Linked DNA regions of Mus musculus: region 1 is linked to region 2. Evidence: chromatin loops called from intact Hi-C (ENCODE). Cell type or tissue: left cerebral cortex. All regions are shown on one strand. Links, peaks and the distances in the headings refer to the core of each region. The heading gives the core; the rest is flanking DNA.

Region 1 (2,811 bases), core at 273-2,772, 80 kb after region 2:
ATGGTGAGATCCCATGTGATCCTACTGCACGCTCGTGTGGAGTGTAGGTGAGGAAACTAAGCCCTAGAGAATGTAACATGCCACGTGTCAGGCAGCTTTAGCAGCAGAGCAAGAGGCCTGCGCTTATTCTGAACCAGGAGGAATAACAGAGGAGACCAAGAGCCTCCCAGCCAGCCCCCAACCCCAGTCCTTCCCTGGCAGCAGCTCACATTCTTTTGCAAACCAATCTCCTTACCGGTTCCAACCAGCTCACAGCCTCAGCTGGGAGAAGATTTGTTAAACTGCTCTACGCGCTTTGGAAAACTGCCCAGGATGCACCAATCCTGACAAAGCAGAGATCCCGCCTCCTCTGCATGCTGCTTGAGTCTCCTAGAATCGCCTTCAGTGCGCCACAGTTCACGTGGTTCGTGGTTCGCCAGAAGCTTTGGTTAGGAGGAGGTGAGACACAGGTGTGGGGCACAGAGAGTCCCACCTCTATTCCCCACAGCCAGGGCACATAGTGGTTTTCCAGGCTCTACGACCTACCATTCCTTGTTTCATCCTTCAAATGATCTTAAAGAAAGATTCTAAGATAGCCATACTGGAGCAGGGGGTAAATATGGAGGCGTGTGATGCGTGAAGTAGGAGTATTGGAAGCTCTGTGTCTGCTTTCATAGCTGAGCCTTAATGTGGACAGAGCTAAGATAGGTTAGAGGAGGCCTCGAGGGTCCCCAAAGATGGCGAGGATGTCCAAAACGAAAACCTTGCACACAATGCCAGCTACCTGGCGTAGTCTTTCTTTGCGTCTGTCCTTAGCCCAGCGCAGTTGGTCACAACCCCAGAAGGGATGCCATCTCTGGGTTACAGGGAGATTTCTAGTGGTAAGTGTGGTTGTGGAGGAAGGGCAAGGCTGTGCACGGCATAGGTATCCACTAACCTTAAAGATGGGTTCAAACTGTTGCGTAACTTTGGTTATCAAGGATTTAGGCTAACGAATTTACCTGCATGGCTTCCGGTTAATACCCAGGAACATATGAAAGATGTGAGTGAGGCAGGAGACTCCAAGAGATTAAGACATTTCTTTGGGGTGTAAACCTAGAAAATGGCACAGTCTTGACTTCTAATGGAAAACTCTAGTCTCCAACCACGTTACTATGTTTCAGCTTCTACATTTATTCAATATGAAGTATTTATTTAGTGTTTATTAATTAACCATATACCACGAGTTAACTCGAATATATGTAATATATGTATACATGTAATATATATGTGTATACACATATGTATACACATATGTATACATGTAATATATATGTGTATATATGTGTATATACATATATACATGTATATATGTGTGTGTATGTATGTATGTATATAATATATTAATGAATAAAGACAGACATGACCCTTGCCCTCAAGGGTGAAAACCTTTAGTTATGTGAAGTGGCTTTATCTCCTAGTAGGGTGAAAATAAGAGAACAAGTTAGAAACATGATCACAGACCATGATAAATGTTATGGCTGTCACTGAATATTTGAGATTGTGGTAAAATTAAAGTATTTCCTTGAGCATCTCGTAGTGCGTGGAAGGAGGTCCTGTGTAACGCTGCTCACGTTGAATTAATCTATAGCAGAAATTTTTTTTTCAGAAATTTTATTTTAAGGGAGTTTCTTTCCATTTAGTTCTTTTATTTGCTCTGAGATCATCCCATGCTGAACCTAACCCAGTCCCACTTCCCTGCCTCTCAAAGCCAAAGGTATTTTTAAAATCCACTTCACATAACTAAAGCTTTTCTAAAATATCCCTGTGAAATGGAGCCAGCCACAGAAAAGCTGAGATTGTGTCCTAGCAGCCGCTGAAGGAACCACACTGAAGACTGTCTCTCTTCCAGCAACGTCACCGTCTTCTTTTCACTGGCGGAGCTGTGTGAAAATCTCTCAAGGAAAAGGGACAGGATATGAGTTAAACCCATCATTTGAAAGACAAGTATATCAGATGAGCAGAGATGGAAGCAGTATTATTATGTTGTGCTATTAACATTGTTCTTCCTTGTAGTTGTGAGATTTGGATCTGGGCAATCTTTGTCCTTTATATTCACAAATACCTTGTAGGAAGGGAGGTGGGTGATGCCAGGGTTCCCACCATTCCCTAAAGAGCTTTTAAATGGAAAATGCCTGCCATAGACCTGTGTGCCTGAGACTCGGTGTTTAATTAGATCAGCATCTCTCAGGTGCCCAGGTTTCCCAGAGATAGACATTGTGTAAACACAAGGTATTATTAATGTTATCATAGTATCATTATGGCGTTGTAATTGTGTGGATTCTCCCATAAAGCTACCTAGGATGGGATCCTATCCCAGGCCATTACTGTCTAGTGCTTTGAGCTTAGATGAAAGGTACGTACGGCTGCCTTGTGTCGTTAGCATCATTATAGTGGTTATTATTGCACTTAGAATTATTGAAGAATGAACCAATTTTCAAATTCATCTCAAGATCTCTCCAGGTTGTTTTCTTTCATGTTTACTTTGTGACTTGGACAATGAGCTTTACCATGTTGGTTCAGAGATGTGGGGTACAGTAACCCCTACAGCTCCAGATGAGAGGGAGTCAGGCAGAGTCCCCAAGGATGGCTGTTACCATCCCTGATCACCTGCTGAAGCCTGCAGGAGTCCTAGGCCTTAGGCAGCAACCCTTGAGTGAAATTTTCTGGTCAAAGCCAACTTTGAGTGACTCTCTGTGCGTGTGCCACCTATAGGAGCCATAAATGCTATTCTCAAACAGATTACAGTGGGATCCATCTCAGAAAGAGGAAGAAAGAGGAGCTACAGAGCCA
Region 2 (2,811 bases), core at 268-2,767:
AGAATCATAATTCTTTACCTCACTTTTGTAGACACTGTCATTCAGACTCTGGGTGGTGCGATGCTAAGACTCTGGCAAGTGTAATTACATAGACTAGGATATTAAATACACTGTTTCATGATGATAAACTACAAAATTACTGTCTCTGAGCTTTCAACCTACCAACTTGCATAATAGTTTTGAGACAAAATATTACCCACTGTCACACAAAGAACATATATATGGGAACACAATATATGAAAACTGTTATTCACTAATTCTGAATAAAGTTGAGTCTAGTAATGAAAATTATCTTGACATAAAAAGATTGAAGGCTGAAGAAATCAATTTATGTTGGTAATTTAAATAATTTATGCGCTTCAAATTTATCTTATAAACATGCAATAAATTATGATTGCATAGAAATGTTTGTATATATGACTGAAATCTATGCTTATGTATGCTATAAGTTGTCAAAAATCAAATACATAAAACTTTTGTGAATAACCCCAGTATAAACTATGTAACATTGCCCTTTTAGCAAGTGAGCCAAGTTAGAAAACTCAGTAGAAAGCAGAGACATCATAAAAAGAAAATAATTGTGTGTGCGACCTGTGTTCATGAAACAAAACTTAGCACAGTTCAAAATGGGCGATGCTTTGGTTTATCACTTCTGGATTTTTGGGGGGGTGGGGGGTCAGTATTCTTGTCCTGAGACCTTCACATCTGAAGAAAAGAGCATCCTCAATAATTGTGAGATAAAAGAAAATAGTTTCCCTGTTACCCATCAACCTCCAGACCCCTCTGGCATGAGCCCAGCAGAGCTTTTAATAAGGGAAAGCCCCAAACCTTTGTGTGTGTGTGTGTGTGTGTGTGTGTGTGTGTGTGTGTGTGTGTGTGTGTGTGCAAATGTAAATTCAGTTTTCATTTGCTCCCCTGTTATGTTCAGATCGGTAGAATGGCACATGCTTAAACAACTAGGGTGCAGTCCCTTCTGAATGATGAATATGTAGGTTATAGGAAAGGGAATGGCCCATATGAGGAATAGGTAAAAGACAAGGAAATGATAGAGACTTGTCAGTGCGATGGGTCCTGTCGACTCTTAGGAAGCACGCAGAGAGCAGACCACCTGGTTAGTTTCACCAGGAGACTCTGCTTTCTTTAGGGACACGGTAGTGCCCGAGCCACAGAAGTATCCAGTGGGAAACAGAGCAGACTTGCATGGAAAGTCTGTGGGTGTCCTGATACTGCCCTCCCCCGCCTCATAGCCTCCTTCATAATTGCTCTCCTTTCCCAGTCCCGAAAGCTTCACTAGGAGGCAGCAATGATGCTGGCAGGAGTCGAAAAGTACCTGGCAGCATCAAACCAGGCAGATCCACTTTCTTCTTCTCAAAGGCATAGGGAGGTCCAGGTCCCAGTGTGAACCTAGACGCCTCCCCCTCCCCCCCCCCATCTTTTCAACGTTCTCCTCCCCACTTCCTCCTCCTGCTTCTTCCTCCTCCATCTCCTCCTCTCCTTTCCTTTTGCTCCATCCTCACTCTGTATGATATTTTAATCTACAGGTTTCAGGAACCCAACCTTCAGGATACTTTCAACACTTAGAGGCCAAGCCTCATGGTGGGATCCACGTGGAATCGGGGCGTCTAAAACTATCCTTAAGAGAACCTTGGGGTCCAGCTCTTCAGCAGGTGCTAGGAAAGAGTCATCTTTCGCTCGAAATGCAATGCAGCTTGTTTGACCTGCTAAGAAGGGAATGATGACAGCAGCCAACCTTATTTAGGCTTTAGTGACAGCTCTGCTTTCCCAGTCTTTTATCCTACGGGGGGGGGGGGGGGGGCAGGGCGATACAGGTTCCAAATGGATTAAACAGGCAAGAAAAGTGAGTTACATCAGAGGGTACAAATATAGGCTTTCGTATCATTTTGAGATTTCAGTCCCCGATTTTCATCGTTTCTGCTGTGCTTACAAAGCTAAGGTTGTACTGATGAGGTTGTACAAGGAGGTTGGCACTGGCTAGAAGAGCTTTCCCTAATGACTACACTAGAAACACCAAAATTGTCTCTTTCTGACTCTTCGGCCCCACCCAAGGCCCTCAGCCCTACCCCCGCCAGGAAAACCTTTCTAAATTTAAGAGAGGCAGTTGCACAAAATCCCAATTTTAAGCTTCAAGAACCCTGCAAAAATAGCAGAAAGCTTTAATCTCTGTAGATAAGTGCTTTTAAGGGGGTAGATGGGGAGGGTTGAGGGTTGGTTGCTAGGCTGAGGCAAATCCAGAACCACAATCCTGTCATGTGACTCGTGACGTTGGCAGGGCGGGGCCACTCATCAGTTACATCAGCAGCGCGGTCTGTTTATTAGGAGAAGAACAAATCTGAGAGGATTCCTCCTGGATGCCCTTCCTTCTGACTGGGGACCTGTCTGTGGATGCCTTGGGGTTCATTCAGAGAGTAGTTTTCTTATTTCCCAGCTGCTAGGACTTAGTTCTTAGCCCTCTCTGCGCTTTTTGAGAAGTACTATAGAGTAAGAGTCACACCCCAGTTTATGGATTGGAAAGGCGCCTTAGAGTAGGTGATTCCTCAGTAGTCGTCCTATGGCAGGCAACAGAAGGACATCAGCTGCGCAGTCACTGCTGGGTGACTCAGTGTGCAGACCCTCCTGCATTCCTGTGACTGACTTAGGGCCGGTCCTCTGAGGGTCCATCTTCACAGCCCGATGTAGCTCTCTCCTGAGAGGCTCTGCCAGTGCCTGACAAACACAGAAGTGGATGCTTACAGCCATCCACTGGGCAGAGCACAGGGTCTCCAATGAAGGAGCTAGAGAAAGTACCCAAGG

The links. A loop is a pair of places that touch in the nucleus more often than their neighbours do. Peaks named below come from ENCODE experiments on the same cell type or tissue, not always from the same donor. Only the 100,000 strongest peaks of a DNase experiment are listed, where the experiment ranks them.
Region 1: it touches region 2 in a loop (2.0-fold over the local background); 2 of 42 quality-filtered maps call a loop at or near these places.

What each region holds. Positions count from the first base shown.
Region 1 is chr14:118,318,466-118,321,276 of GRCm38, forward strand. No RefSeq gene overlaps it. Among named protein-coding and RNA genes, the nearest start is that of Gm32093, 2.9 kb to the right of the region's middle. In left cerebral cortex, for the core only: a CTCF peak has its summit at 1,817; DNase peaks (open chromatin) are centred at 303 and 1,822.
Region 2 is chr14:118,238,267-118,241,077 of GRCm38, forward strand. The region is part of intron 1 of Gm4675 (predicted gene 4675); the gene reads left to right. Among named protein-coding and RNA genes, the nearest start is that of Sox21, 2.6 kb to the left of the region's middle. In left cerebral cortex, for the core only: a CTCF peak has its summit at 1,283; no DNase peak of the experiment used is centred there.